Regions from separate parts of the Homo sapiens genome. Here all the other regions are linked to region 2. The links are chromatin contacts, found by Hi-C or POLR2A ChIA-PET in ENCODE. All regions are on one chromosome and are shown on one strand. The core of a region is the stretch at or near the end of the contact, and the rest is flanking DNA. Distances in the headings are between cores, read along the strand shown. Region 1 has its middle 230 kb from the start of ZBTB20. Region 2 has its middle 120 kb from the start of SNORD155. Region 3 has its middle 220 kb from the start of GAP43.

What was found. A loop is a pair of places that touch in the nucleus more often than their neighbours do. ChIA-PET counts read pairs that join two places held with the same protein, here RNA polymerase II (POLR2A). Pooled maps may share reads with other maps.
Region 1: a loop to region 2 is called in a map of heart left ventricle, with 3 times the contacts of the local background. The contact joins two enhancer-like sites. A Hi-C loop is called at or near these places in 1 of 168 maps with a recorded cell type or tissue (heart left ventricle) and 4 of 50 pooled maps. POLR2A ChIA-PET finds 5 or more read pairs at or near these places in 1 of 52 experiments (HEK293T).
Region 3: a loop to region 2 is called in a map of ascending aorta, with 9 times the contacts of the local background. The contact joins two enhancer-like sites. A Hi-C loop is called at or near these places in 2 of 168 maps with a recorded cell type or tissue (ascending aorta and chondrocyte) and 5 of 50 pooled maps. POLR2A ChIA-PET finds 5 or more read pairs at or near these places in 1 of 52 experiments (AG04449).

What each region holds. Positions count from the first base shown.
Region 1 is chr3:115,379,989-115,383,385 of GRCh38, forward strand. No RefSeq gene overlaps it. Among named protein-coding and RNA genes, the nearest start is that of ZBTB20, 230 kb to the left of the region's middle. Within about 2 kb of position 1,728, at least 3 of the 41 ENCODE cell types and tissues checked have a DNase peak (open chromatin) inside an H3K27ac peak, as active enhancers do.
Region 2 is chr3:115,782,670-115,785,573 of GRCh38, forward strand. No RefSeq gene overlaps it. Among named protein-coding and RNA genes, the nearest start is that of SNORD155, 120 kb to the right of the region's middle. RefSeq lists enhancers at 1,375-1,875, 1,907-2,585 and a silencer at 1,616-1,665. Within about 2 kb of position 1,427, at least 38 of the 41 ENCODE cell types and tissues checked have a DNase peak (open chromatin) inside an H3K27ac peak, as active enhancers do; they include ascending aorta, where a contact is called at or near this core.
Region 3 is chr3:115,399,905-115,403,062 of GRCh38, forward strand. No RefSeq gene overlaps it. Among named protein-coding and RNA genes, the nearest start is that of GAP43, 220 kb to the right of the region's middle. Within about 2 kb of position 1,592, at least 4 of the 41 ENCODE cell types and tissues checked have a DNase peak (open chromatin) inside an H3K27ac peak, as active enhancers do; they include ascending aorta, where a contact is called at or near this core.

The DNA.
Region 1 (3,397 bases), core at 478-2,977, 400 kb before region 2:
CCATTCAACCAAGCAATCCCATTACTGGGTATATACCCAAAGGAATATAAATCATTCTATTATAAAGTTCTATGTTTAAAGTTCTGCTAGGCAGTGTCCCAGAGGGGACTCTGTATGGAGGCTCCAACCTACACTATCCCCTCACACTACCCTAGTAAATATTCTCTCTGAGGGCTCTGCCATACCAGCAGCTTCTGTCTGGGCACTCAAGCTTTCTCACACATCTTCTGAAATCTACGTGGAAGCTGTGAAGCTTCTTTCACTGTTGCACTCTGCATGCCCACAGGTTTAATACCATATCAAAGCAGCCAAGGCTTATGACTTGCACCCTCTGAAGCAGCAGCCCAAGCTATATCTGTGGCCCTTGAACTGAGGATGGAGCTGGAGCAGCCTGAATGCAGGGAGCAATATCCTGAGGCTGCACAGGGAAGTGGGGTGGGGGGGACCTGAACCCTGGAAACATTCTTTTCCTCTAGACCTCAGGGCCTGTGATAGGAGGTGCTGCTTCTTAGATTATTTGTACCCTAAACCTCAGCAACATGCTATTTATCCATGTAAAAAACCTGCACATATACCCCCCTGAACCTAAAATAAAAGTTAAGAAAAACAAAAAGAAAATAAAAGTAAGTATTTAGAAGAAAACATAAGAAAATGGTTAAGTATTTCCTTGAATCGTAGAGTTCAGAGGTAGATATTACCTTTTTTATATGCTACCAAATTATAAAAATGTTTTAGCAAGTGCATGTATTGCCTTTATATCTACTATCAAAAGTAGTTGATGGCTTTAGAAATAGTTTCCATGCATTAATGAGGCCCTCCTAGTCAGAGGTCATGTCTACTCTTCACCTGTTCAGAGGCCTTCCCTCATTCTCCTTCCTTGGTTCCCCTGCTTAAAGTGCTTTCCTCTGCCTTATCTTAATCATTGTGTATCAGATTACTCTGTTTTATTTTACACAGAACAATTATCACTATCTAGGATTCTTATTTATTTGCTTGCATATTAATTTCCTGCCTTCCTACAATATGTAATCAACTCCAAGAGGGAAGGATTTTGTATGCGCCTTGTTTAGTGCTGTATCCCCAGCTGCCAGTAGGGTGCCTGGTACATAGTGAGTGCTCAAAAATATTTGTTGAATAACTGAGTGAATTGCAAACAATATTAAAAAGAACCAGGGCTACTTATTGACCCATTTCACTTGGGAGGCAAATTGGATTTCTCCAAGTTGGACACATGGCTTCATTCTTTATTCTTCCTTTGATACATCATGCAGTCAGTACCTGCTCTGTAGAAGAGCGGTGAGCTGTGAGGAATACCAAAATATAATAATGTCTATCCTGTTCTCATCAGCTTACAATTGGGTAGAAGAGAAACACAAGTCACTACTAGTCAGTCCGCTGCTGGATGAGGGGCCCTTGAACCAGGAGAGGTTACCCAGGGTAAGGTAGAGGGAAAGAGTAGTGGTTCTTGCCTCAGTCAGGTTGTGGGGGGTGTAGTGAAGAAGAGTTTCTGCCCCTCTGTACTGGGAGACAGAAGTTCTGGAAACCACTATCACATTGCAGCTCTGGGGATTTACCCCCATGCACAGAGGATTCTGATATGCCATCCCTCTTCTGCCAGGGTTTCTCTACCATATGGTTTCTATGGTTCCCCCGAATCTCTGCCGCATGGGAGGGACCTCTGTCATGCATGCCAGCTGGCTCGTGGGCCCTGTTTTCTCACCTTATTTCTGCCAACGCTGTTTCAGAGAGCTGGGCCCGGTTCCCACTTTATCCAACCTTATCTCAGAGAGCATTCTCTGAACACAATCATCCTTACATGGGAAAAGAAACATAATCAGAATACAGCATCTTTCCAACAATCACTGGATCCTCTGCCTGGAAATTTCCACTTTAAAGACTCACTTCTTTGGTTAATACATTACCCCCTTTTGGATTTCAAATGCTACTTGGAATTTTAAAAGGCACATTATAATATTAAAACAATAAAGAGGGAGAAAACAAAAATATTTAATGCCTCAGTGTGAAAATATGAATCAGGCATTTGGCTTTTGGATTATAGGCTATCAGGAAATGACAGAGCCCTCAGAAATATATGTGTGTGTGTGTATTTAAGCTTTTATCCATTTCTGTTGTTTTTGCACAGTGAGAATACTGATCCCTCTGAAAGTACAGTGGCGTGGCTAAGATAATAAGCAAGTTTCCTGAATCCTTGCCTCTTTGGAATTTGAGGGATAGATCCTGTTGAGTGTTAACATGGAGATTCTTGGGCAGACAGTTGACAGGCCAAGACACTGAGCATCTAGGTTGGTACTCAAAAAAGAAAAATGGTTTTTTGCTTGTATAGGAATTAAGGGCTCAGATTCTGGTTAGAGCAACATAGATTTGACTGTTGATTTGCTATGTGAATTGGGTACATAACAACATCTTTAAGTTGCAGTTAATTTACTTATGACAGACAGATGGTAAAAGTACCTGATTCATGGTGTTGTTGTAAAGATTAAATGAGCTAAAGTAGGTAAAGCACGTTGCAAAGTCCTTGCTTTTACTAGGTACTTGATAAACACTGGCTACTGCAAATGAGGAGGTTGTTAAAGGCAAGGTTTACCTACTTCATATTGCTGTGAAGGGCCCTCCTGATGTCAAGATGCTGATCCAGCCGGCTGTCCTCTCATCCCTACTGTTTCTCTGCATCTTAATGTTCACAGTTTCGAAGTGAACTAGATGATTTATTCTGCCTACCGTCGTATCAAGAATATCTCGTGTGGTATTATAAAGGAATTAATTTTAGATGGGGCAATGTGTCCCGGGGTATCTTCAAATCACAATATCTTTGGAGTATATGAAAGAGTTAGGGAATATGGTAGAAGCAATGGAAATGTTAGGATTTTATGATTCTTAAAGTTACCTCTTCCTGCCTATTTTCCCAAGATGGCATGTGTTTCCACTGGTGAAAATGTAGCAACAATTGGACTACTATGAACATTTGGAAGACAGTTGTGTTCCTGGGAAACTCTACCCTGATATTTGGAACATAGAGAAGGAACCACGTGGGTCTAATATGCCATGTAATTCTTTGATTCATCTCAAAGATCTTAGACAGATAAAGAGTTTTTCCACCAGACTTACCCCAGCAGAGGACATGGGCTCAAAACTTATGATCAAAAAAACAAACTTTTTATTAAAAAACAAAAATCCATGCTCTCAGAGGAAAAGCAGCCTCAGATGCTCAGGTTAAAAGAATTGATCATGGATAATAACTTACTCTTGTGGCTTTCCCAGTTACTTATTCCACTTATAACAAGCTCCTCTGAAGGTCCATGGAATTATCTGAGTTTTAAAATGGAGATTCCCTAGCTCCATCTACATGGTTGGGAGTGGGGCCTTAAAATAATAATTT
Region 2 (2,904 bases), core at 177-2,676:
AATTTTGTTGTACATTTTTTTGCTTTCAACATCAAATTCTGTTTATGCATGCACGTGTAGCAGAAATTGTTGTGCCTTGTATGAATGTTTTTATAGTCCTTAAAAATAATGGATGCAATATCTGTGGTAGCCTGACAGTTTAAATAATGTTCCATTGCTCATTTTATTCAACAGATTTCCATTCAGCAGTTCTTAGCGGTATCTACAATATGTCCAGATCAGTGAATTTCTATGAGGGATTCAAAAGAAATATAAGACACAATTCCTTCTCTCGTGAAACTTATGGTCTAATATTTACTTTTATAAATAAAGGAGAGATTGAGAGACAGATTGTGTGAGAGAGTGAGTGTGTGTGTGTGTGTGTGTGTGTGTTAGGGAAGAAAGGGTTGACTTGTAGCCCTCCCCCAGGGGTGCAGCTTCAAGTAATAACAGTCCGTATTAGGGCAAGGTGGGTACTGTGGCAAACTGGAGAGCCACTTGCCCCTTCTAATGGCAGTAACAGCTCCTCAACTCCCACCAATGGGGTTACCATTTAGGTCAAGTCTCTAGATGTTCTCTTGTTCAAGGGATGCTGTAAATTGGGACAGTTACATGAAAATTCCCACTTAAAAAATATGCACGGAGCGGGCACGGTGACTCACACCTGTAATCCCAGCACTTTGGGAAGCCGAGGCAGGCGGATCACCTGAGGTCAGGAGTTCGAGACTAGCCTGGTCAACATGGTGAAACTCCGTCTCTACTAAAAATACAAAAATTTCCCGGGCGTGGTGGCGCACGCCTGTAGTACCAGCTACTCAGGAGGCTGAGGCAGCAGAATCGCTTGAACCTGGGAAGCAGAGGTTGCAGTGAGCCTAGATTGCGCCATTGCACTCCAGCCTGGGCAACAAGAGCGAAACGCCGTCTCAAAAGAAAACAAAAAAAATGCACGGAGGGAAAACAGCCCGGAGGCTGAATCCTGTCCAACAGTAGTTATAACCCTAGTTTTTCCAACACGAGTAAATATAAAGGCATCTTGCTCCTCTGGAAATAGGGAGAACCAGACCTAGCTATCTTCTTGAAAAAGAAAAAAAAATACTTCTGCATCCTCTCAACTTAAAACGAAGGAAATAAGATAGTTATCAATCAGCATCATTTGGGCATATTGTTATTATTTACTATCATTTTATTAAAATTAATAATAGATTTACTGTAAAAACAGAGCCTGCCTTGCGCGTAGCACTCGATAAACGCTTTTTATTATTCTGCTTGTTGACGCTGTTACCTCTCTTTTGGAGTAAAAGGGGGCGGAATCGCAACAAGACCCCAGGACCCCGTGTGCGCGCGCGTGTCGGGGGAGCTGACCTATGACAAACATGTGCAGAGCTCTAGTACCCAGCCACGCGGAGGCTGCCGGTTGACAGAAGCGTTGCCGCCCCCTGCCGCCGAGTTCACCCTGCCGTCACTGCTGGAAGCCGCACCCCTAGGAAAGGCTGCAAACCCACCCTGCCCCCAACACACCCGCGCTCCCTCTCTGCAGGCCGGCTCCATCCCCGCCCCCAGGTGGCCAAGCAACACCGCCTTCTAGCTTCCTCCCGACCGGGCGGCGCCTGCAGCTGCCTGGGGAAGGAGCCCCGCAGCAGCGCGAGCGGGTGGGCGGGGGGTGCGCGGGCCGCAGGGCAGGAGGGAGGGCGCAGGTAGGCGGGCGGGGAGAAGCTAGGCGGCCGGGCCGAGCGGTCGCGCCCAGCCCTGCCTCTCTCCCTTCTCGACTCACAGGCGGCCTGACTCACTCCTTTGTTTCTGGAAAAGATCTATCTGTACTAGCCCGAGGCGGAATTCACCCCGCCCGCACTCATCAGAAATCGTTTGCTTATTCTCTGCGCCCCTCCGTGCTCGCCTGGGACGCGGGCGGAATCCTGACGCAGGCTGTCAGCCGCGGTGACGGGTGACACCGGGTGAGCAGCCGTCCGCGCCGCCTTCCCTGCGCCGACGGGCAGCGCGGCGTTCGGCGCGCACTGCTGCCCCCTCGTGGCAGGAGCAAGCATCGCAGCAGCGCCGACACCACCGCCCACCTGCAGCCCGGGGAGCGTCACTTCTGGGTGTTTTTCAAAGGGAGCATTTTTACAGCTCCATTCAACTGCTGGGATTAGGAGATGTGGCTCCCAGGTTGATTACTAATGAATGAGAAGGGGTGTGGTCTGTGCGTGTATGTTCTTGTGTGCGTGTACGCGTGTGAGAGAGAGAGAGGGAAGGGGGGAGAACAACTGTAAGAGCATGTTTGTGGTGACAGGATAATGGAGAAGGGAGGAAGGAAGGGGAAAAATGAAAGAGATTAAAAAGCAAGAGAGGCAAAGTGACAGTGACGAGGGAAGAGAGTGACAGGGAAGGATGCAGAAAGAATGCAGGGAGCAACAGTTTGATGGGAAATGGGAGGGGACTTCTGCATGAGAGAGAGGTGAGGATTTGACATCCGTGAGAGGTAAAGTTTCATTTTGGTGAAGTGAACCTTGTGAACATTTCAATATACCTCTCTCCTGCTTTACGTCCCATTTTGTTTGGCAGCTGCTAGAAATGAGTTTCCGTTTTTCTGTCTTGTTTTAATATTCTCATGTCTCCCACATCACTGAGATCATTAGAGGCAGAAACAATTATGTCATGCATTCCCTGCATCTGACAGAACCCTCTGTGCGTGCTGGTTTATTAACTCCAGCCTTGCCCCTCTGCCATCAGCTACATCTGCTTTTGTTATTCTGATCCACGTTTCATGAGCATGCACACACACACTCTCTCCCTCTCTCCACTGACCTCTGTGGGCTCACTTGTCCTTTGGGAAATAGACCAGTAGCTGCTCAGAATCCAAATGTACGTGACAAACACTCTTGAAAAGGCTTCTGCCACCTACTCATCAACAAACAAGCAAAACAAAGC
Region 3 (3,158 bases), core at 342-2,841, 380 kb before region 2:
CTCTCTCTCCATAGTGACGGAGAATACATTTGATGCTTCTTACCCTTCCCTAGATCCCCCCTATCCCTTTGAATAGCCACTCCTGCTAAGGAACCCAGTGACCCCATGGCATTTAGCTTCAGCCTGGTAGCCCGTTCCATCTTCTTTTCTCTCTTTCTGAATTGAATTGCAAATGTAGGCATGCCTCAGTGAAAGCACTTATACTGTATTTCTGATCTGCGTCTTGACTCCTCTCCTCCTCAGGGACAGCAAAAACCCTGAGGAAATATAGTTGGCCTCAGTTAAGCTGGGCCTCTGATCAGATTAGCTCCCAGTTTAATAAGACTTGAGGTAGGCATCCCAGCTGTGCTCTCTCCCATTTCACGTTCATAGAAAGATCAGTGGCTGAAGGCCCTTATTCTGCAGATTGGGGCCTATGCATGTGATTTGGGGCTCTGTTTCTCCAGTTTTATCCTGAGGTTTAGACCTGAAGGAATATTTGTAGGTTTCAGAGAAAGAGGTTTAAAACATAAGAACTGAGAATGCTTACCTAAGTTCTAAGTTAGGTAAGGAGGGTGAGAAAATTTTGGACTCATATACTTTGGGATCCTGCTCACTCCTCTGAAGCATTGACCCCACACAAAACACACTTCTTTTGATAGCATAAGTTCACAATCCTTCTATCTCTTCAGTCCTCTGGCTTCTTTTCCTAATATGTAAAATGTGTTGCAATAACATAAAATAATTCTTAACTTTCCTCTCTGCTCCTGACTCCCATGAGGTCCTCAGGCCCTATAAAGGCTTCTATGGGCAAGATATTTTGAGGAAAAAATGACGAGGAGACCACAACATTGGTCATTCATTCAACTATTCACGCATTTGACAAACATTCAATCAGTGCTAATCAGACTTAGGCACTCGAGTTGTTACAGGAGGGGGCTCTCCCCTGCACCCCACTAGGAATGTTGGGTGATGGTTCAGCAATTATGGCATTGCCTCTCTAAAAATTATAATTTGGCAACACCAGGGAGAGTCCATTTCCTCATGGTCCATACCCGTGAACGTCAAAATGTTAATTGAATGCAGGCCCCAGGGAAAAGCAACTTTCTGAGTTAAGAGACAAAAGTTGCAAGGTATGATGTTCCTGGAACACGCCATCAGAAAAGGGAAGAAAGCCTTAGGTGAGCATGCATATGACGTCCTAAACACACTGCCAGTGCTCAATTCCAAAAGGTAAGGAAAGCACTGTGCATGCAGGAAGACCACCCTAAGGGAAGAATCTTGGGAAAGCGGCAAGCCTATAAAGTCCTAGGATCAAGCTTAAAGCCCCGACTTTTTTTTTTTTTTTTTTTTTGCTTCTTTTTCTGTCTTTGACCTTCGGGTGCCCACTTGGATCTCTTCCAAGGGTTCTTTTCTTTCTTTCCTATTCTAAAGACTTTTTAATAAACTTCCATTCCTGCTCTGAAACTTATCTCAGTCTCTTTTTCTGAGATAAAATTCAGAAAAAGAATTTTCTGAATTTCTGAGATAAAAGAATTTCTCAGCTGAATTCTTTTTTCTGAGGAGGCAAGGACTGAAGTTGCTACAGACCCAGACAAATATGCAGCCAGTAACTTGGGATAACGCGATCTCTTCCAGCCATAACAAAGTGACTAAGCACAGTGCCTGACTGCAAAGAACTCTTAGTTTAGTTAGGGAGAAAAAGGATAATCATAATCCATGTGGTCACAAAAATCAAGATCCATACAAGGTATTATGGGAATACATAGGAAAAATCATAAGATTTATTACAAGAAGAAAAGTTGTCATGCCCTGTTTATAAGCTAAGAAGAACAGTAAGTGTCTCCACTTTTCTTCATCTCCTCCTTGGAGCCTTCGTTGTTAATCTTCCTGGCCTTCTCTGTGTCTTAACTCAGGATCTGAATTATGATCATTTTGCCTAGGATGAGGATGATAATTCATAGAAATTATTTGAAGCACTTTAAAGTTTGTGTTTAACTACAGCAGGCCCTCCAGGATCCCAGCACAGATCCTGTTGAATCCGTCTTAAGATATTTTCCAACTCAAATGTATCATCAAAAATGGAGGTTGGCCCAACCAAGCTGATGTATCTGTTTATTTATATTAATGAAGAATAGGAAACCAGCAGTATTTCAAAATATTACTCATATCTGCTTTTGAAAATAAACCAGAAACCATGGTAGGAGGATTTTTTTTTTATTGAATGATTTCTTGCTCTTTGACTTTGTAAGCTGATGTAGAGTGTTACATTCTTCTTCAAGTGTGCACAAAGACCTTTTGTTTTTCTGGGAAAATATCATTGTGTAATAGAAAAATATTGGATTATGAGTCAGGAGACCTGGAGTTTGGTTTTAGCTCTGCCATTAACTATGAAAGTGATCTTGGGTAAATTACTTAAATTCAGAATATTCTCTATTAAATGAAGTGGTTGGATAAAATGCTCCCTAAGTTCCCTTCCAGCCCCAATAGTCTTTGTTCCTCTGTGAGTCACCATGAGGGTGTTCAGTGAATGCATGTGGTTGACAAGAGAGGCATGTCACATAAAAAATTCATATAAGGATATGTCATAGGATGGTTTCCTGGGAAGCAAGCTCTGAGATGAAGATTAACAAGCAGGTAGTTTATTAGGAAGTGCTTCTGGGGTCAGTCCCTATGAAATAGAAGGGAATGAAGCAGGATTGAGCAGAGGAACAAGTAAAGCTATGACACAGTCTCAGTGGAAGACACAGTTGAATCTTCAGAGGTGTCCTGAGCTGGGAAAGTGGGCTGGGCTTTAATACCTTTGTGTGGAGCAGTTATTGGATGAAACCTGGAATGAAGTGGCTCTCTTTAGCTTAAGGAATCTCCAATGGAGGCTGACAATTAAGGGCTTTATTCAGTATAACTTCCAACAGCTGGAAGAATACATCCTTCATTCCTGAAGGATAATAATTGGTTTCTACCACAGGATGTCTGTGTGCTGTCATACTCTATTGGGCATCAGTGGAATGTATGTGAAAACAACACAGTGTTCATGCTCATAAAATGTTTATTTGGCCATCTATCCATCCATCCATCCATCTGTCCATCTATCCATCCATTCTTTTATGACCATTTTTTCCTTTTTGGTGATCATAGAACTGAGTTGGTGATTTCTCTTACTAGCAAAAAGGAATCCT